Linked DNA regions of Homo sapiens: region 1 is linked to region 2. A link is a loop called in an ENCODE intact Hi-C map of the cell type or tissue named here. Cell type or tissue: CD14-positive monocyte. All regions are shown on one strand. Links, peaks and the distances in the headings refer to the core of each region. The heading gives the core; the rest is flanking DNA.

Region 1 (11,585 bases), core at 3,145-8,144, 49 kb after region 2:
AGTCACGTCCAGTCTAAGTTCAACAAAGGCATTCTTCATTTATCTTACAGTGAATAATAAGTTCAACAAAGGCATTCTTCATTTATCTTACAGTGAAGCATTTCTTATTCTTTCTTAGAGTTTTTACTTTTCTGTTTATATTCCCCATCTGTTCTTACCTGCTCTCTACTTTATATGTTAGAGCCCTTAGCATATTAAATCACAGCTATTTTAAATTTCCAGACAGTAAACTCCAACATCCCTGCTATACCTGAGTCTGGTTGTAATTCAGTCTCTTCAAACTGTGTCTTTTGTCTTTTGGTATGTCTTGTGATTTTTTCTTGCTAGTCAAACATGATGCACTGGGTAAATTGAATTGCAGTAAAGTAGGCCTTTAGTAATGTGAATGTAATCTTTTTATTATTGGAGTGACTTGCCTCAATGTTTATGGCTGCTGACTGATCAGGGTGGTGGTTGCTGAATTTTGTGGTGGCTGTGGCAATTTCTTGAATTAAGGCAACAATGAAGTTTGTGATATTGATCAACTCTTTTTCACAGAAAAAAAATTCTCTGTAGTATGTGCTCTTATTTGATAGCATTTTACTCTCAGTAGAACTTTTTTCAAAACCGTAGTCAATCCTCTCAAACTGTGCTGCTGTTTTATCAACTAAGTTTGTATAACCATATAAATTCTTTGTTGTCATTTTAACAATGTTCACGGCATCTTCACCAGGAGTATTTTCTATCTCAAAAAAATCGCTTGCTTTCCTCATTCATAAGAAGCAATTCCTCATCTGTTTTACCATGAGATTGCAGCAATCAGTCACATCTTTGGGCTCCACTTCTAATTCTCCAGTTCTCGTGCTCTTTCCATCACAGCTGCAGTGACTTCCTCTATTGAAGTCTTGAACCCCTCAAAGCCATCCATGGAGATTGGAATCAGCTTCTTCCAAACTCCTATTAATGTTGATATTTTGACCTCCTCCCATGAATCATGAATGTTCTTAATGGCATTTAGAATGGGAAATTCTTTCCAGAAGGTTTTCAATTTACTTTGCCCAGATCTATCAGAAGAATCACTATCACAGCTATAGTCCTATTAAATGTATTTCTTTAATAGGACTTGAAAATCAGAATTACTCTTTTATCCCTGGGCTATAAAACAGATTGTGTTAGCAGCATAAAAACAACATTAAACTCTTTGTATATCTTCATCAGAGCTCTCAGGTAACTGGGTGCATTGTCAATGAACAGTAGTATTTTGAAAGGAATCTTTTTTTCTGAAAAAGCAGCTGTCAACTGTGGGTTTAAATTATTCAGCAAACCATGCTATAAACAGATGCACTATCATCCAGGCTTTGTTGTAGAGCACAGGCAGAGTAGATTTAGCATAATTCCTAAGGGCCCTAGGATTTTCAGCATGGTAAATGAGTACTGGCTTCAACTTAAAGTCACCAGCTCCATTAGCCCCAAACAAGACTTAATCTGTCCTTTTAAGCTTTGAAGCCAAGTATTAACTTTTCTTCTTTAACTACAGAAGTTCCAGATGGCATCTTCTTCCAATATAAGGTTGTTTCATGACATTGAAAATCTATTGTTTAGTGTAGCCACCTTCATCAATGATCTTAGCTAGGTCTTCTGGATAACTCGCTGCAGCTTCTCCAACAGCCCTTGTAGCCACATCTTGCACTTTTAGGTTATGAAGAACTTCCTCATCTCTCTCGGCTTCATAGAATTGAAGAGTTATCTTCTCTGAATTAGGCTTTGACTTAAGGGAATATTGTGGCAGATTTAATCTTTTATCCAGACCATAAAATTTTCTCTATCAGCTATCAGGCTGTTTTGCTTTCTTATTGTTCATGTGTACACTAGAGTACAACTTTTAACTTCCTTTAATAACTTTTCCTTTGGTTTCACAGTTTGGCTGTTTGGTGCAAGAGACCTAGCTTCCAGCCTATCTCAGCTTTCAACATGCCTTCTTCACCAAGCTTAATCATTTCTAGCTTTTGATTTACATGAAAGATGTGAAACTCTTCCTTTTATTTGAACACTTAGAAGCCATTGTATGGTTATTAATTGACCTAATTTTTATATTCTGTGTCTCAGAGAATAGAGAGCCCTGAGGAGAGGGAGAGAGCTGATGAACAGCTGATCTATAGAGCAGTCAGAACACACACAACATTTATCAATTAAGTTCGCTGTCATATGAATGCAGTTTGTTGCACCCCAAAACAATCACAATAGTAACATCAAAGGTCACTGATCACAGATAATCATAGCACATATAAAATAAGTTTGAAATATTGCAATAATCATCAAAATGTGACACTGAGACACCAAAATGAGCACATCCTGTTGGAATAATGGTGCTGAACAACTTGCTCACTGCAGTGTTGTCACAATCCCTCAGTTTTTTAAAAATGCAATGTCTGCAAAGTTCATTAGACTGAAGTGCAGTAAAATGAGATATGCCTGTAACAGAAAATTAAGGCAAACATTTGGATTATATTATGTATGCATACACAGATTAGTAAACCTTTTAGCTAGGTTTGTGCCTATGGCAACATGGACAATAATGGCAGTGCTTGTTCTGCTACTTTCTTTATCATGGATATGCCTTTGCATATGACAGCATTTTCTCATTTCTTCTACCAGTAATGTTTGTGTTGTTGCAGGTCCAGGATTTGCTGGTATGCTGTAAATTTATGACCTATCTCTGATGATAATCTAGTCTCTTACCCATGGAGAGAAACTTTAAGAGTTGCCAACCCTTTGTATGTCCTCTTCATCTGGGCAGAGCCTATTCGATCTCGGCTACAGATTACAGAAAGCCCAAATCAAATGATTTTATGCCAGAAAGGAATTTATTAGCTCTTCTGAATCGAAGGATCAGAGCAGTAGAGCTCACTTCAGATAGAGATTGATGTTACAATGACACTCTTCTGACCCTGGCTCTGCTCTCTTCTGTGTGCTAGCTTTGTTCTTAGACAGCTCTTCTTTTGTGTTTCTATGATAAGTGAATCCAATCCAGATCTTCTCTTCTAAACTATAAGTCCACAGGAAAGAATGAGAGATGCTTTCCAGAATTTTCAGAAAGTTTTCGTTGTATCACTAGTTCTAAATGATTCTAATTAGGTCAGGGACTCACCTCTGATTTAATCACTGTGCATAACTAAGGCTCGGGTCATATGATTCACTAGTGAATAAAGAATGAAGTTGACTCTCCTGGAAACCCTCAGAAGAGAGCTGGTGATGGTGGGTGGCTCAGAGGAGAATTGAGACAGTTAGTAGAAGGTGGTTGAATAGACATCAGGCAGCCAAATCAACATGCTGTGTACTCTGGAAAACTGGAGCTAATTTGTGGTTATCTACATCATCTGGTCTTTGATGAACAACTCAAATGTACATTTAATTAGTTTGTAATTGTTTTCTTTTTCATCAGATCATATTTACATAATTAGAGTATCAGAATTTTAGTACTTATTCTGTACTTCATTTACTTTGGATGATTTTTCACCTTTAGTCAAAATGTTGTACTCATGGTATCACAATTAATTTAGTTACTGTAGAGGAGACTTTGATACCATGAGCTGAAGATTATAACTACAGGCGAAAAGTGAATTGTAGAAACAAAAAAGAAAGAGAAAGGAAGAGAAAAGACTCTGTCTTCATGAAAATGCCCCTCCCATGTACCCTTTGTAATGACTGGTATTTTAAAAGAAAATGTTTAACGTGGCTTGTGATTTATTGGTACCTTTGTAATGACTGATATTTTAAAAGTAAGTGTTAAATGTGGCTTGTGATTTATTGGTACCATTGTTTTTAAACACACACACACACACACACACGCACACACACACTTTTCTTCATTTTCCCCTAGTATATGTACTGGACATTATAATAATAATATTGTATAAATGATTAATTGCCATGAATTTCACTTGTATTACTATTATTTTGAATACAAGTTAATAAATATGAAGTCAGTCTATATGTGCACAATTGCCTGTATTAAATAGATTACAAGATAGGTGAAATCAGAAGTAAATTTGACAGGACATGTAGTTCATAAGAAATAACTATTGTATAATAGGTGGTATTCACAGGCAAGACATACAGACATATTGTAAAAGTCAATAATTCTGATGGAACAGGTAGGGAAAAATAATATAAATCAAAAGTGTTCTCATATTTGATGTCACTTGCATAGTTATACATTACAAGAATGATGGAGTATAATAGAATGAAACAAGAAAAAACACATCTGACAAACGAAGTTTTGCATAGGGCTCATTAGTGTCAAATAAATATTCGATATTCACTTCCTACACATGAATCTTAAAGGCTCTGGAGGCCTGACTCTCACAGAAGTGTAATTTTGAATTAACAGGATATATAGAGCTCAGCGAAAGTATTTTAGTTCTCAGTCCCTGGGGCCAGATGAGGAAAAGAGGGAGATATACAGAGATGTCTGCAAGTATTGTTTCTCTTCTCATTCTAACCCAAGGAAAAAAAAGTAAAAATTGCCACGCATCTTGCTATAATCTGAATGTTTATGTCCTTTCCTTGCCAAATGTATATGTTGAAATCTTCACCACCAAGGTGTTAGGAGGTAGGGCCCTCGGGAAGTGATTGGCTCATGGGGCACAGCCCTCATAAATGGGATTAGTGTATTTATCAAAGAGGCCCAAGAGAAACCACTTGTCTGACTTCTACCATATGAGTTTAGAATAAGATGATGGCTGCCTATGAGGAAGCAGGCCCTCAACAGATACTTAATCTGCTGGCACCGGATCTTGGACTTTACAGCCCTCAGAGCTATAACACATTTCCATGGTTCACAAGGCCCCAGTCTATGGTATTCTTTTATAGCAGTTGAACAAAGACACATTCTCTGTAAGCCAATATACTATGTGCATTTTACACATTTGCGAGTTTCTAATAAATGTTAGGTACAATTTCCAATGTGACTTAATGTTTGAGTCCACAGTACACTGTAATCTCCACTAAGATCTCAGAATGATTATCTCGAATAACTCTCATTAATAAAACATTAGGTTGACCAAAGACAAAGAAAGAAAGGAAGAGGTGGCTTTAACTCTTGGGAGAAGTCTTCTTTAAATAACAAGAACAACAGTATGGTGTTATCTATTACCCATAAATAGGGTAATCATTTCAACTTTACAGGTTTGCTTACAGCAAATACTAAATCTAAACTTTGGGGAGAATTCTTTATCTACCTGAAATTGTGTGAAAAAAATATTTATGTGTGTGTGTATTTGTATTATTTTATGTGAATACCATCATTACTCATATTGTTACACTATTGTCTAACAGTGTAATAAACTAGCATATCAAATCTTGTATATCTTTAGATTTGTGATATTTTAATGTATTTTATGTATATATGCAGTAATTCACCATGTAACCCTCTACTTCCAGCTCAGAAACAAAAATTCATCATTTTACTTAACTATAGTAGTTCCTCATTATCTGTGGTTTTGCTTTCCATGGTGTCAGTTACCCAGTCAACTGCAGTCCAAAAATGAAAAATGTCAGAAATAAACAATGCATAAGTTATAAATTCTATGTCATTCTGCATAGCATGTTAAAACCTTACACCATCCCACTTCAACCTCCCCAGGATGTGAATCATCCCTTTGTCCAGCAAATCTATGCTGTAGATTCTCTCTGACTCCATTAGTCACTTAGTAGTCCTCTTGTTCATCAGGTTGACTGTAACAGTATCACAGTGCTTATGTTAAAGTAACCCTTATTTTCCTCAGTAATAGCCCCCAAGTGGAAAAGTAGTAATGCTGGCATGTTGTTATAGTTGTTTTATTTCATTATGAGTTATTGCTGTTAATCTCCTATTGTGCCAAACGTATAAACTTTATCATAGGTATGTTTGTATAGGAAAAAAAACACACTATATACAGGGTTTGGTACTATCCATAGTTTCAGGAATTCACTGGGTGTCTTGGAATATATCTCCTGCTGATATGCAGGAGATACTGTATGCTTTCAAAAAATTTCCCAAATCTCTGACTTTCTGAGTGTCAGTTACAGAATTGGAGCAGAGGATTTCCAGGAAGCATTTTGCTTTACCTCAACACCCAAGATATTATTTTCACTATGCCTAAAATATCTTATCCTGTTAGAAGGAGAAGGAAAAAAAGAAAACTTTTCCATTTAATTGCTTGTTTGATTTGTATCAAACAAGCAATTTGATCTGCTTTAGTTTTGTTGCTGATGCCAAGCATAGTTAGAAGAGACGGAAGGTGACAGATAACAGAATAGTTGCTTCTGTGTGGCTTACACATGCAAAGCAAAGCATCGTTATTGATATCCTTTTTAAAGAGTTCACTGAGGTGCAGCTCACAGTTGTGGAATGGAAAACAGAAATCCCTTTGAAAATAAGAGATAGAATTCAAGGTCAGTCTCCCATAAGCCAGTAGTCCCTATACTCTTACCTTTTTTGGAAATGGTAAATCATTTATCTGGGTTTGTTCACTGGATGCTGATGGTATCACACCTTATCACTCTCTAAAGAAAAACTTGGCTAGCATAGTTAAAACAACAATTTATCTTCTCTTTTCCCATAAGCTCATTTGAACCCCAAAATATCTCACTGGGAAAAAACATTTACAAGTTGCAATGCTTTTAATAGAAATTAAAACTTTCTTATATCTGTCATTCAAAGTTAAGTTATACTGGGCATATTATATCTTAGATGAGCTCACTGTGCCTACTACATTATAAATTTTAGAAAATATTCACAGCATTCAGGACAAGAGGAGAATTATTGTATTGTTTCTACATGGGTGGCAACATGTTCTTCTTGGTCATCTTTTCTCTATGTCATACTGGATTTCTCTAGAGAGAAAACACTTATGATGAATTGCTGAGTCCATCATGTTACCATTGCACAAGATGCTTAAGCCAGAAGCGCTCAAATTTCAGCTCCACCCAAGTTTCTGATTCAGTAGTGTTGACAAAAAGAGTCAAACTTGGTAAAATATTTGAAGAGATTTTTTTGAGCCAAATATGAGTGACCAATGGTCTGTGACACAGCCCTCAAGAGACCTGGAGAACAGATGCCTAAGGCGGTCAGGCCACAACCTGTTTTTATACATTTTACAGAAACATAAGATATCAATCAGTATATGCAAGATGTACATTGGTTAAGTCTGAAAAGGCAGGACAACTGGAAAGGGAAGGGGCCTTCCAGGTCATAGACAGATTCAAAGATTTTCTGATTGGCAATTGGTTGAAAGAGTTATCAATAGAAGAAATTTTGGGTTACAATAAGGGGCCGTGGAGACCAATGTTTTCTCATGCAGATGAAGCCTTCAGGTAGCAGGCTTCAGAGAGAATAGATTGTAAATGTTTCTTATCAGACTTAAAGAGTCTGCCCTATCATGAATTTCAAAAGGGAAAAGGGTATATTTAGGCATGTCTGACTCCCGCTTCCCAACATGGCCTGAACTAGTTTTTCAGGCTAATGTTGGAAAGCCCTTGGTCAGAAGGAGGGGTCCATTGAGACGGTTGAGGGGGTTAGAATTTTTTTTTTTTTTTTTTGGTTTAAAGGCGGTTTGGTATGAGGGATGAGAAATTTTACTTTTAACAATGTTTTATGTGATGCTAATATTGCTGTTCTGGGAACCACACTACGAGAACCATTAACCTAATCTAAAGTTAATCTATTAGCCATAGAAAATTCATCATCATAATAATCTATTATTTCATATATAATATATTATCACAGATATCACAGATAATATATTAGAATTAGAAATTCATAAACCATAGATAAATTGATTAGTCATCAGCATTAGGGTCTTAAATTATTGCTTCATTAGAAGTATAAGGGAGATATAAAAACACCTGAAATGTAAATACGCAGAATAGAATAAAATAGATCAAAATCTCTATCATATCTGTAACACAATCATTTCAGTGAAAATGATACTTTGAGACTATTAAAACATAGGTGTGCTCCAAAAACGTAAGATTAAGTTTTCTTCCAGCAGGTACTTAAGATAGAAGCTGTGTTCAATTATGGAAAGATATATTACGTTTTCTTGCACACCTAAGGATTATGGCCAAAAAAAAATTATAAGTGTTTTATTCATTTATAGTGGCAAGCATTTACTAGTGCTTTCCTACTGACAGCTAACGCAGTGATTTTCAATTGCTGTGCCAAGTTTAATTGATGTGTAAATTTCATCTTTGCTTCATCAAATCTTGATACAGGTGTAAATTTTACATTTCTTACAACCGAATAGTCATATTGTCAGATAATTTTGAACGTTCCTATGACATTAGAAACCAAAGTACATTTTTTCAAAGAATAAATAATAAAGTGTAACTTTAAGTCAGAGACAAATAAATAAACAATAACAACAAAAAGAGCTCATGTTTACAGAAATACAGGAGGGCTTTGTTTCATTATTAGGCATGAAAGAGCCATGCGGCAAGAAACAGTTCTCCTCTAAAGTAAAACAACAAATAACAACAAAGAAAAGAGGATTTAAACATTCCTAAGGATGTTTAAATTAAGGGTAAGACAAAAGGAAGTGGTGAATATATCATCCACAGTTACAATTTAATGTTCTGCATCTTTCAATCCCTTCAAGCATGCCTCCCCACAGAAGCTAGTGTTATTTAAAAGTGCCCTAAGAGTACAGAGAGGATGAAAACTATAGATTTCGAATTGAATTGCATGATTTATTTAAACCAAAAAAAACAAGAAGGATAAGGCAGCCATCTCTTCATGTTAATGTGTATTGCTTATGAAAACTAAAGGTATTTAGACTTTACTTCCAAAGAATTGAATCTATTAATTTGGAAGTAACCTCAGGAATCTATATTTATAAAGGATTACAGTAAGGACCAATTTGAAAAACTCCAGAAGAGAGGGTAACCCTTAGTACGTTCTTTTCTATCTCGTCTTTTTTACTCTACTGCAATAACTTTACCATGCAGGATTACCCATACGGACTCACTGCAAATCATTAGCCTTATATTTAGCTATATTATTGAAAAGAAATGTAACACTCCGTAAGATACTCCCTTTGTACATTCCGGCAAAGGAAGTGAGTATACATCAACTTCTTATGAAATAGTCTCCTTAAAAATAAGAAATTTAAAGACTTAAATAGATCCCGGTGAAGTGGCTCACACCTGTAATCCCAGCACTTTGGGAGGCCAAGTTGGGCAGATCACCTGAGGTCAGGAGTTTGAGACCAGTCTAGCCAACATGGAGAAATTCCATCTCTACTAAAAGTACAAAAATTAGCCAGACTTGGTGGTGCATGCCTGAAATCCCAGCTATGTGGGAGGCTGTGACAGGAGAATCATTTGAACCCAGGAGGTGGAAGTTGCCGTGAGTGGAGATCCTGCCACAGTACTCCAGCCTGGGATGACTGAGCCAGACTCTGTCTCAAACAAAAAAGACTTAAATAGTTAAAAATGGATCTTTCTTTGCAAAATGCAAAGGTTTGCATAAAAATTTTATAGTTTTAAGACTAAAAATCACATGGTCCATGAAACTCCTTTGTCCTGGGGAAACCATGGCAGTTGGTAACCCTACCAGTAGTTCTGTGATTTTCATGTTTTATTCCCAGCTACCTATGAAAACAAACGTGCCAACAAACAAAAAAACATCAATTTACAGTTTTTTCTTCTTTTTCAATTGCACTCTTGTTCTTATTCTGCTGATGCCCTTCACATATTTTCAGAAAAAAAAAAAAAAAGAAAAAAGAAAAAAGAAACATCAAATAACCATCCAATCCATCAGTGACTTGAGGGCAAACTTAGCATTGTATTTATCTATTCATCCCCAGTGTCTAGCCCAGTGTCTGACACTGTGAGAGGTATTCAGTAAGGAAAGAGGTGGGAGGACATTAAAATACTGCTTTCCATATGTATCAAATAAGTTATTTCCTTCTGTGAATATGCTCTGAGGTGGTTCTCCTCACCCCTACCTACCCACAAATATGTTTTCATCAATCTTAAACTATGTTTCAGTTATATGCTCCCCCTTGCAAATTAGGTTTGCTCTTCCAAATGCATTTCATAAAACAGAAGCTGTCAAATTTATCTGTCGGAAGAATTGTTGAAGTGCTAGAGAGGAGGTCCGTTATCTGTTGTGAAGTTTGCTTTAGGGAAATAAAGAAATGCAGATATTTGTATAACCAAAGACTAGGACATTATTCCCAGCCCTTTTGATGTCTAGCAACAAGGATGCCAGTAAAGTCAGATTAAGTTCAAGCACATTTCTCCTGATTTCTAGTGACATAGGCCAGCCATTCCAATGGTGGAAAATTTTCTTTCCATGAGGGTGAAAACTATAATAACAAATACCATGTTCAGACACCAAAGTGAACACCCTCCCTCAAGCATTCTGGAGATTTTTCAATCAAGAGGCTTAAGGAAGAAACTCTGCCCCTTGTTTGAAACACGTATCACAGAAACATGAACAATAATTAGGAGTTCAATAATCAGTAAATTCATTATCATCACTCCTTACCAATTCAAGTTATGAAGACCCCCAAATATCCAGGGTTGTGTATATGTGTGTTTGTGTGAGCATGTGTGTACATATATACCTGGGCTGGTGTGTTTTGGGCTATTAGAGAGTATAACAGAACTTTGAAGGAGTTACAGATTTCAGTCCTATACAAAGAACAAGTGACTTGGCAGCTGGCATTTCACACTGGTGTAGTTGATTTGAAAATTCTACATGTAAATGATTCTTCTCCCCAATTCTTAATCTTTGCCCTTTTACTAACCACACAAACTCCCTTACACATTTCAGTCACCCATTAATGATGACCAGATGTCTCTAAAAAGCATTCTCTGAACAGCAGCCTTTCAACACAGTCTTTGAATATTTCATCACTCCTGACTTCTCCACTCATATTTTCTCCTTATTTCTGCATGCAACATCCAATTCAAGGCCTTTTATCTCCCTCCTACCCACATCTCATCATTTTGAAGCCTTTTCTTCAGCACCCTAGCTCCTCTCACTTTAACAAACAGATTGATGAAAGACAAGAACATGTGGCTTCTACAAAGTTTTTTCACTTAGGCAGTATAGGATGACACAGTCCAGTCAAATTCTTCCAAAGCTCAATAGGCACTGAGAATATTTTTTATTTGCTCCATCTCATATCCCATCTCTATACCAACAGCTGGCTTTGACAGTATGTTCCATTTTGATGTCAATATCATATAATAGGGCAAAGCTTTAACATGAGTGATTCAATTGGGATGAGGAGGAAACACATTGGTAATAAAATGCTGGGTGCATTTACTTGATTCCAGCTGACACAATTATTTTAATGGTACTACTTCGTACCATTAAAAAGCTTTCTATTTGTTTTGGATTTGGGGGCAGGAGGAAGATTTTGTTTGTTTGTTTTGCTTTGCTTTTTGCCTTAACACTTCTCATCCAAAAGGCCACCAGGATGGCTAAATAGTAGAAACGAGAGCTCTGTTGGCAATATCAGTTTGCAAATTAGAAAAGAGAAAGTCTCCCATGACGACAAAGGTGCCCTCCCTTCCAAGGAAGGCCAGTTTGGGTTTTATGCCTCATAGAG
Region 2 (11,585 bases), core at 2,724-7,723:
GCAGACTTTTCCCTTTTCTCCTTGGAACAATACACTTTAACAAGTGGCTCATCCTCACTTGGCATTCACCTTTTATAGGAGCCTGTCCCTGCTGGGCAAGAACTGGGACATCAGGGTCTCCGTTGATCCCCTGCCTGGGCAGGGTGGGTCAACATCTCTTTGGCAAGAAAAGTCACTAACTCTACTTCTTCTTGGTGCTCTCCCGAGTGGCGCCACTCAGGGCCCTTTGTTTTTTCTAAAATTGGGTTAAAGGCAGTGCCCTGGTTCTGATCCATGGGACCTGAGCCTTCAGGGCCCTTTGCTGCTTCCTTCCCGAGTCACTCGCTCCAGCCTCAAAGTAGACATAGTGACCCTGAGAAGGGGCTGTATCTCCTCTTCACACACTCTGGGCACATGCAGTGGCCCTTGGAAGACAAATTTTCTGAGTCAGGAGCCCATCGGAGCTCTTCCTCCAACTGGAGCTTTGGCCCTCTACCAAGATGGTCTTTCAGACTTGAGTTTTTTAAATCTTGCTCTGCCAAAAGGTGCGGTGGTGTGTGTCATTCCTCAGTGCCTGGTGCCCCCAGAATGCTCAATTCTCCACCTACAATTGGGAACTTCCATGAACAGTGGCTCTCAGGGGGGTCTTGATATGGCTTGGGAGCAGTGGACTCTCCATGAACTGTTACACTGCTCTGATTTGTCCTCACTGTCCTGGAAGGTATGGGGGCTGGGGTGTCCTGCCCAATGCCGAGTAATGGTAAGTTGTTCACAGAATGCACCTCATAGCCCTGCTCGGTTGTTCTGGACATAATCCTTTCTCTTCTCCAACCACATCTGGGTATGCAGCCTCCTTATCGCTCAAATCCAGGTGCTCCTGATCAACAGGATGAAGGATAAACACACGTCTAACCACCACATGACAGGCTGCAGCTTAATCTCAGAGAGAGGCCAGCAAGTGATAAAAAGAAACACACTCTACACGGAGAACACAGTGTGAGAAGGAGGAGAGACAAACCCCTGCCCGATCCCTGCCTCCAGGAGAAGGCTGTGAAGGGCAGACATGAGTCTTCCCGGCCTGCGAATATGGGGGCAGAAGAGGGCACCCACAGGAACTCTGGAGATGAGCTCCCTGGGACAGTTCCATAGAAAGGGAAGGGACCAGGCTGAGTCAGCAGGAAGGTGGTTGGTTCCGTGGGGGCAGTGGAGGGTCTGCTGGTGGAGGGTGATTCTGTGGATCTGAGGGTGATGAGTGATTCTGGGCGAGGGCATGGGGTCAGGTGAGGACATCTTTCCCTTGTCTGCCCTGGACCCTGAAGGACTCAGAGACTGAAACCCAGTTCTCATGCTCTTCTCCTTAGACAAACCTCAGCCCATCGTTATTCTTGACTAATGCAACTTTCTACCCGAAACTCATGCAACTCTGTGTTTCCTGTTACTCTTTTCAAGAAAGTCAAAATCATTTATTTATTGTCCCTTTTTGGAAAACTCAAACAAGTGCTTCTTGTGCATGATCTTCTATTGAGATTCTGGTCAGTGTTCCTCTGCCGAGGACAGTTGCGGAATGTCTAGCCCACAGGCGTGTGCGTGCTTCACCAGGTAGGACTCTGTTCCCTGAAGACAGAGCTCAGATTTTAGCATCTCATCAGAGGCTTTCAGAAACTTGACTTTGCTCTTCAGATCAGCCCTGAAACAGGGGCTGGGCCCAGAGACACCCGACATATGACGGGATGATGAATAATTACTGTGTGACTCTGTGCCCCCAGACAAATCCTACACTCTCTTAATCCGTTCCAAGAACACAAAGTCACCGTGTTTGAAATTTTACCCTGGAGCCCTCTACCAACCCCAGATTAGTCTATGAGCTTGGACTGAAGCCTTCTGCTGCTCATCCTGTTTTCTTAAAGGAAAATGTTCTAATTTTTCCTGAGAGAGCTCATCTCAAAGGTCTGTGAAAAGAGAAGTGATTCAGGAAAGTGGGAAGAGGAACAGAGAACACAAGAGTCCCTCTGTGTGCTGGAGTGGTTGGATCTGGCATCTCTTAACTGATTTCTGTCTCTTTCCCAAATGGATTCATCTGGAGGAAGTACAGAAAAAGAAGGAAGAGCTACGCAGCACACAGTAAGAATAAAACAAATAAAATGGCCTATGGAGGGTGAGCTCAAGCCGCAGGAGGTGGAGATCCATCCCTGTCTTCCACGGCACACTCCAGCCTCAAGCAGCACTGGGCCCTGGACACTGAGCCTAGAAGGTCTGGTCCAGAGATCCCAGTAGCATCACTAATCCAGGGGACAGTTGTGAAGAACCCTCAGGATAGTGGAGGAGCAAGGAGGGGAAAGTGAACCTATTGCCCATCCTTTACCATCCAGGCTCACAGCAAGGCCTGGGCTACAAAATCCCTTCACCCTACCCTGGCCTTGCTCTTTTCCAACCCTGAATTTACAATGTATCTGTAATTTCGTAACCGTTCCACATATCCAGACAAGAACCGGGTCCAGCTTTATTTGAAATCTCTACTTCTACGCCCTGAATGTTTGAAGTTTTCCGTTTTTTTGTTTGTTTGTTTGTTTTTGGTCTTTTTTTTTTTTTTTTTTTTTTTTGGCTCTTTTCCAGGGCTCTACACTTTCAGAATTTCCACTGTCTCAACTCCAGGTTGCCCATATTATCTAGCCTTGTCTTGTATCAAGTTAAACATATAGTTCAGCTCCCCTCTTTGAGTTTGCTTAAATGAATCCACTTTCACAGACACACACACAAAAAACATGAGTGAGTCATGGGGTCTCTATTAAGGATACTCTAAGGATGACAAAGTGGGAGAGAGATGCTAGCATGCCCCATGGTAAATAATTTAATAATGATAAAAATTTAATAACCTAAAATTAGTAATTTTGTCTACAAAACTCTCCCTATCCCCAAAATTTCTCCCTCTCATCCCAGGCTGTGCCTTATCTTGTTGGTCCATTTATTCAGGTCTCCCCGACCAATATAATTTCAGCCATAATTGGAGAGAGAGTAATTCAGTGCTCCCAAGTCCTGCCCCAACCTGCCAAACCAAATCCATCTGGCCGTGGGGCTCAGGTGAGGCCTTCTCTTTAAGAGCAGTGGGAGTTCTACAGTGCAACGTATTTGCTTTTTAGTGTTAATACCTGTGATTACTTAGTCTGTGAAGGGTTTACTGATTTTGACTTTCTACTTCCTAAATTTCCACCCAAATTCCTATTTGCTTTTCAATAATATTTTTAAATATGAGATTTTTATATACACATATTAAAGCAATATACCAGATTTATCTTTCCATTTCAGCAACGGTATACCAGAGCTGTAATCCTGACTGCTTTATTATTTAGATCGTGAACTGCGGAAATCAAGTACTGTATCATTTTGTTACTTTGATATCCTTAATCTCTAATTCTAACAAGGAAGCCTTGGCTCAGGACACCCAGATCAATCCATATAGAAAAAAATATTTATGCAGCCATATGAAGAAGATACTTGAAAAATAAGGGTTAGGAGAGAAAACTAGCCCTTGCTAGAGAAAATGTAATAGAAAGCATAAATCCACATAAAGTATAAGTATAAAGTATAAAGCTATACTTCAAGCATTTTGACAACAGTACAGGGGTAGACAGAAAGATAAATGAAATCGAGTCCAGAGATTAATTTAAAGTTTTGTCATGAGGTGTTTCAAATAGTTAGTGGAGATTTTTTCAGTTAATGATTTCTGTTGAGGCTAACTGGTAGCTGAGAAGAAATGATTTCTAGAATGATGGAAAATGGAGGCTGAGATCTTTGCTCAGAAACAGCCGGGTGCTGACCTCACTTTTCTCCCCTAGGTGACAATATGGCCCTGTGGATATACAGCTTACACAGTGGAACAGGATGTTTCTGTATATTTTCACAAATAAAAATGCCTGGAAGTGTGTATGTGTGTGTGTTTCTTCTTCTGGAGAGATCATAAAAGCAGAAAGTAAAAAAGGGCTGTGGATTGATAATAACTAAGTATTCCTGATCTAGCTGATCCTACTGTTAAGAAAAATAAATCACTCCCAGATGTTTGACATCATTCAAGATGTAAAGACTAAGGGAAGCTACTGTGAGAAGCACTATGTTACTTTCTGTCTTGGTGGCCAGCTCTTTTTGGAAAATATTGTGTGGGGATTTTGTGTATGTGCTGTCTCTAGTCATTAATCTGTGCTCGTTCCTAAAAGCTGCAGAATCTATCTATAGATAAGTACTTTAGTTCTCAACTTCATTCCTTCCATAAAATAAATATGAGTAAAATCAAAGTTTTAAATATAAAGAAAGAAAATCTTTAAAATGTCAGAGACCTTTTCCTTAATATTGTCAGTGCTGGGAAGCTTTCATAAATATGGCTCATAAACCACTGAAAATACTGATTGAAAAACTCAAGTACATGAATGTGAACAGATTTGTGAAACTATTGATTACCCTGGGGATGAAAATATTCTCCTGAGAGCTATGGTGATAGTTTCCATTTAAATTGAGAATGGCAACTAGCCATTCTCAATTTAAAAACACTTCATTTGTATCTTTACTGGTAAATTAACTGAGTTAACACATGCATATTCAGTGACTGGAACTATCCCATCATTTAAATATTACTGTATAAATTACAGGTGGTTATTGGTAGACACTCAGAAATCAAATTATTGTTTGGTACAAGCTTTAAAGAAACATTTCACCTTATTTAGTAGCCATCTTTTTATCAAAAACTGAGTGATCAATTCCCTGTTCCCTATTCCCTGTTCCCTATATAGTCCCTCTGCTGGAAAAGGAATCATAAATGAATAGTAGTTCAGTAAGTAAGGTAAAGGAATGGGGTGTGGATTTATGTTTTTTTAATCTTCTTATATAAATTAACATTTCTAACTTTATAAGTATATATTGCTTTTACTTTTTAATTGAAGGTATGCTAAAAGTGGCTTTTGGGCAAGGATATTATATAATCCTATAATACCTCCCATATTTTTTTAAGTTTATTTTTTTTTCAGACAGGGTCTAGCTGTGTCATGTAGACTGGAGTAGAGTGGCACAATAACATCTCACTGCAGCCTTGATCTCCTGGACTCAATAAATCCTCCCACTTCAGCCTCCTAAGTAGCTGGAACTAGAGGTGTGCACCACCATATCCAGCTGATTTTTTAAATTTTTGTAGAGATGGAGTCGGACTATGTTTCCCAGGCTGGTCTTGAACTCCTGGGTTCATGTGATCCTTCCAACTAGGCCTCCAAAGGTGCTGGGATTATAGGCATGAGCCACTGTGCGCAGCCTAAGTTTTTTTTCCTTTAATTGTTCATTTTAGTTGTGATAAAAACACATAACATAAAATTTATTATCGTAATCATTTAAAAACATATATTTAATTTGTGGTATGTCCATATTGTTGCATAACAGATATCTGGAACTTTTTCATTTTGTAAACCTGAAACTCTATACCTACTGAGCAACTCCCAGTTTCCTCTTCTCTCTGGCGATCACCAGTCTACTTTCTGTTTCTATGAGTTGGACTATTCCAGACACCTCATAGAAGTGGACTCATACAGTATTTGTCTTTTAGTGACTGCCTTATTTTGCTTAGTATAGTGCCCTCAACATTCATTTATGTTGTAGCATGACAAGATTTCCTTCCTTTTTAAGTCTGAGTAATATTCCATTGTATGTGCATATTACATTTATTTAAACATTCATCTCCTAGGGAACACTTGGGTTGCTTCCACTTCTTGGCTAAGCTTCCACTTCTTGGCTAATTTGAATAATGCTGCAATGGACATGGTGTGCAAGTAGCTCTCTGAGAGCCTGTTTTCAGTTATTTTGTATACATACCCAGAAGTGGGATTACTAGATCAGATTCTATTTAAATATTTTAAGGAACCTCAGTACTGTTTTCATAGCAGCTATACAATTTTACATTCCCACCAGCAGTGGACAGGGGCTTTAATTTCCCCTCATCCTTGCTAACATTTGCTATTTTCTTTTTTTAAATAGTAGCTATCCTAAGGAATGTAAAGTGACATCCCATTGTAATTTTGATTTGCATTTCTCTAATGATTAGCGTCCAGTCAATTAAAAAATGTTCATTCCAACCGGGCACTGTGGCTCACATCCATAATCCCAGCACTTTAAGAGGCTTAGGTAAGTGGATCGCTTGAACCCAAGAGTTCAAGGCCAGCCTGGGCAACACAGGCAGGTCCTGTTCTTTAAAAAAAAAAAAAAAAAAAAAAAAAACATAAAAATCTAGGCAGGCATGGTGGCACAAGCCTGTAGTCCCAGCTTCTTGGGAGGCTGTGGTGGGAGCATCCCTTGAGCCTGAAGAAGCTTCAGTAAGCTGTGACTGTGCCACTGCCCTCCAGCCTGGGTGACAGAGCAAGATGTCTCAAAACAATAACAATGATACAAAAACTGTACATTCCATTAAAAAATAGGCAAAGGACTTGAATAGATATTTCTTCAAAGAAGATACACAAATGGCTAATAAGCATATAAAAAAATTCCCAACATCACTAATGAAAGGTAAACTTCATTATATTGTATGTGGAAATGCAGTTCTTCCATTATCGTTTGGTAAAGAGAGTTCCCTTTCTGTACTGTGTACTCTTGGCATCCATATCAAAGACCATTTCAGCAGATATGTGTGGATATTTCTTGACTTTCTAATGTTTTCTACTGGTCTATATGTCTGAATTTATGCCAGTACCACACTCTTTTGATTACTGTTGATTTGTAATATGTTTTGAAATCAGAAATTATAATGCTTCCTACTTTGCTCTTCACTTTCAATATTGCTTGATGATTCAGAGTCCCTTGAGATGCCATATAAATTTTATTATGGTTTTTTCTATTTCTGCAAAAATGTCATTGAGATTTTGATAAAGATTACATTAAATCTATAAGTTTCTTTGAGCAGTATGGACATTTTAACAATGTTAAGCTTACAATCCATAACAAGCAATATCTTTCCATTTATCTGAGTTGTCTTTAATTTCTTTTAACAACGTTGGGTAGTTTCAGTGTACTAGCCTTTTGCTTTTTGGTTAAGTTTATTTCTAAGTATTTCATTCTTTTTGATGCTATTGTAAACAGGATTGTTTTCCTCATTTTCTTTAGAAGATAACTATTTTGTAAAAATATTTCAAAGTGGATTTTATGTGATCACTATCTATGTGAATTGTCAAAGACCCTGGCACAAGGGTTCAAGAACAAGTAGTTTATTTGGGAGATGATTCCAGAGGTACTGGTAGAGAAGCAGGAAAATGAAACAGAGAAGAGAAGTACATTGTTTTGCTAACTCACTGGGTTGATTGACACTTTCATGAAAAATTTCTTTGTAGCACGTGCTGTTTTTTGATAGCATTTTACCCACAGAAAAAATTCTTTCAAAATTAGAGTCAATCCTCTCAAAATCCACTTTTGCTTTTTCAACTAAGTTTATGTAATATGCTAAACTCCTTGCTGTCCTTGTAACAATGTTCACAGCATCTTCACTAGAAGTAGAGTCCATCTCAAGAAACCACTTGCTTTTCTCATCTATAAGAAGCAACTCCTCATCTTTTAAAGTTTTATCATGAGGTTTCAGAAATCAGTCACATCCTCGGGTTCCACTTCTAATTTTAGATCTCTTGCTATTTCTACCACATCTGCAGTGACTTCCTCCACTGAAGTCTTGAACCCCTCAAAGCCATCCATGAAAGTTGGAATCAACTTCTTTGAAACTCCTGTTAATATTTTACTTCCTTCCATGAATCCTAAGTCTTCTTAATGTCATCTAGAATAGTGAATTCTTTCCAGAAGATTTTCAATTTACTTAGCCCACATCCATCAGAGGAATGAATATATATGGTACCTACAGCTTTATGAAATGTATTTCTCAGATAATAAAACTTGAAAATAAAAATTATTCCTGATCCGTGGGCTGCAGAATGGATGTTGTGTTAACAGGCATGGAAACAACATTAATCTCCTTACATATCTCCATCAGAGCTCATGGGACCAGGTGCATTGTCAATGAGCAGTAATGTTGTGAAAGAAATCATTTTTCTAAGCAATAGGTCTTAACAGCGGGCTTAAAATAGTAAACCATGCACTATAAATAGATATGCTGTCATCCATGCTTTGTTGTTCCATTTATAGAGCACAGTCAGAGTAGATTTAGTATCATTTGTATCGACCCAAGAACTTTCCAAATGGTAAGTGAACACTGACTTCAACTTAAAGCCATCAGCTGCATTAGCCCCTAACAAGAGAGTCAGCTTATCCTCTGAAGCTCTGAAGCCACGCATTGACTTCTCCTCTCTAGCTCTGAAAGTCCTAGATGGCATCTTCCTTGAATAGAAGGCTGTTTCATCTACATTTGAAAATCTGTAGTTTATTGTAACCACCTTAATCAGTGATCTTAACTGGGTCTTCTGGACAACCTGCTGCAGCTTCTACGTTTAGCACTTGCTGCTTCACCTTACACTTTATGTTATGGAAATGGCTTCTTTCCTTAAATCTTACGAACCAACCTGTGCTTGCTTCACAATTTTCTTCTGCAGTTTGCTCACCTCCCTCAGTCTTCATAGAATTGAAGAGAATTAGGGCCTTGCTCTGGATTAAGCTTTGGCTGAAGGGAATGTTGTGGCTGGTTTGAAGTTCTATCCAGACCACTCAAACTTTCTCCACATCAGCAATCAGGCTGTTTTGCTTTCTTATCATTCCTGTGTTCACTGGAGTAGTCCTTTAAGCACGTTTTCTTTGCATTCACAACTTGGCTATTTGGTGCAAGAGGCCTACCTTTCAGCTTATTTCGACTTTTTTTTTTAATTAATTTTATGGGTACACAGTAAGTGTATATATTTATGAGGTACATGAGATATTTTAATACAGGCAAACAATATGTATTATAATAACTACATCAGGGTAAATGGGGTATCCATCACCCCAAGAATTTATCATTTCTTTGTGTTACAAACATTCCAATGATACGATTTTAGCTATTTTAAAATGTACAATAAATTATCGTTGACCGCTATCTCAGCGTTTAACATGTTTTCCACACTAACTTGAATTATTTCTAGCTTTGGATTAAAAGTGAGAGACATGCGACTCTTGCTTTCACTTGAAAACTTAGAGGCCATTGTAGGGTTATTAATGTGCCTAATTTCAATATTGATGTGTCTGTATGGAATAAGGAAGCCTCAATGAGAGGAAGAGCAACAACAAAATAGCTGATTGGTGGAGAAGTCAGAATACACACAACATTCATCTATTAAGTTCACTGTCCTATACGGGCATGGCTTGTAGCACCTCAAAATAATTACAATAGTAGCATCAAAGATCACTGATCACAAGTCACCATAATAGATATAATAACGATGAAAAAGTTTGAAATATTGTGAGAATCACCAAAATGTGATACAGGAGATTTTGGAAAAATGATACTAATAGAATTGCTTGATGTACGGTTGCCACAAACTTTCAATTTATAAAAATGCAACATCTGTAAAGGGTAATAAAATGCAGTGCAATAAGATGAGGTATGTCTATAAATATTTCAGGCTTTGTAAACTAAGAGGCAAAACTGAGGACACTACTTAGGTAGTTATGTAACAACAGAAGGAAAAAAAACAATTTTTCACACATTCTTACTGAAAAAACTCAAAGGCTGGGCATGGTGGCTCATGCCTGTAATCTCGGCACTTTGGGAGGCTGAGGCGGGAGGATCACGTGAGGTCAGGAGTTCGAGACCAGCCTGGCCAACATGGTGAAACCCCGTCTCTACTAAAAATATAAAAATTAGCTGGGCGTGGTGGCAGGCACCTGCAATCCCAGCTACTTGGGAGGCTGAAGCAGGAGAACTGCTTGAACCTGGGAGGCAATGGTTGCAGTGATCCAAGATCACACTACTACACTCTAGCCTGGGTGACAGAGTGAGACTCTGGCTCAAAAAAAGATAAAGAAAAAAGTCAAAAAATAATAGTGATTGAATATGTTTTCAGTAATAGATGTCTACTAATGAATTGAATTCTTTTTTTTTCTTTTTGGTGGGAGAATAACATTTCACTTAAATAAAGTTCAAAGTTAGTATTCCCTATAATCAAAACCAGCTATAAATGTTCATCTGTTAATGCTGATATGTAATGAGATTTTACCGCTTTCATCTTTAAAAACGTCTTTTTCCCATAGAAAAGTATTGCCAAGTACTGATGCTAATTCATCAGCATATAATTTTAATTGAGTATATTCATTATTGGGAAGGCATTTGTAGATTCTATTAGATTCTTTTCTTTGATATTTGCCCTTCAGCATATCACTACAAAGTAGATTAATTACTTCCAATTTAAGGATAGGTAGAAGCGCCTCAGTTGTACAGTTAAACGTATTTTGAAATATGAAAATTCCCTTTGAGGTCTGAAAAATGCAGCTAAAACTATAATCCACATTTAAAAAATGTATCTGCTAAAATTAGTGTGGTGAAGATCTTTCTTCATTTAACTATTTATTTATTTATTTTGAGACAGACAGGATCTCTGTCACCCAGACCAGAGTGCAGTGGCGCAATCAGGACTCACTGCAGCCCTGATTGCACAACTCCCAGGCTTAAGGGATTCTCCCACCTCAGTCCCTGGAGTAGCTGCAACTACAAGCACACACCACTATGACCACCTAATTTTTTTTTTAATTTTTGGTAGAGACAGGATCTTTTTATGTTGTCCACCCTGGTGTTTAACAACTGGGCTCAAGTGATTCTTATGCTTTGGCCTCCCAAAGTGTTGGGATTAGAGGCATGAGCTACTGCGCCTGGCTAACCATTTAACTTTTAGCAGAAGACGTGTATAAAGCAGCTTGACATTACTATTAAATAGTAATGTTATAATTAAATAACATTAATATTTTCATTTTAACAATAATAGTAATAAAAATATCTTTGCTGCATTATAAATTTCACATATAAGCACTGTTTTGGTTTGTAATTTTTGGTTTAGTTCATTATACAATATTATCAAGTCTTCAGCAAAAGAAAATTAATTTTCTTTCTTTTTTTTTAAGTTCTGGGATACATGTGCAGAACGTGCAGATTTGTTACACAGGTATACATGTGCCATAGTGGTTTGCTGCACCCATCAACCTGTCATCTAGGTTTTAAGCCCCACATGCATTAAGTATTTGGCCTAATGCTCTCCCTCCCCTTGGCCCTGACCCCCGAGAGACCCCAATGTGTGTTGTTCCCCTCCCTGTGTCCATGTGTTCTCACTGTTCAACTCCCACTAATGAGTGAGAACATGCAGTGTTTGGTTTTCTGTTCCTGTGTTAGTTTGCTGAGGATGATGGCTTCCAGCTTCATCCATCTTCCAGCAAATGATATGATCTCATTCTTTTTTATGGCTGCACAGTATTCCATGGTGTAGATGTACAACATTTTCTTTATACAGTCTATCATTGATGGACACTTGGGTTGGTTCCATATGCTTGCTATTGTAAATAGTGCTGCAACAAACATATGTGTGCATGTGTCTTTATAGTAGAATGATTTATATTCCTTTGGGTAAACACTCAGTAATGGGATTGCTGGGTCAAATGGTATTTCTGGTTCTAGATCCTTAAGGAAT

The links. Peaks named below come from ENCODE experiments on the same cell type or tissue, not always from the same donor. Only the 100,000 strongest peaks of a DNase experiment are listed, where the experiment ranks them.
Region 1: it touches region 2 in a loop (2.1-fold over the local background); 2 of 110 quality-filtered maps call a loop at or near these places.

What each region holds. Positions count from the first base shown.
Region 1 is chr5:163,888,825-163,900,409 of GRCh38, reverse strand. No RefSeq gene overlaps it. Among named protein-coding and RNA genes, the nearest start is that of MAT2B, 390 kb to the right of the region's middle. RefSeq lists an enhancer at 7,064-7,619. In CD14-positive monocyte, for the core only: no CTCF peak of the experiment used is centred there; DNase peaks (open chromatin) are centred at 5,619 and 6,909; H3K27ac peaks cover 2,591 bases.
Region 2 is chr5:163,937,779-163,949,363 of GRCh38, reverse strand. No RefSeq gene overlaps it. Among named protein-coding and RNA genes, the nearest start is that of LINC03000, 350 kb to the left of the region's middle. In CD14-positive monocyte, for the core only: no CTCF peak of the experiment used is centred there; a DNase peak (open chromatin) is centred at 5,653; H3K4me3 peaks cover 1,021 bases; H3K27ac peaks cover 1,801 bases.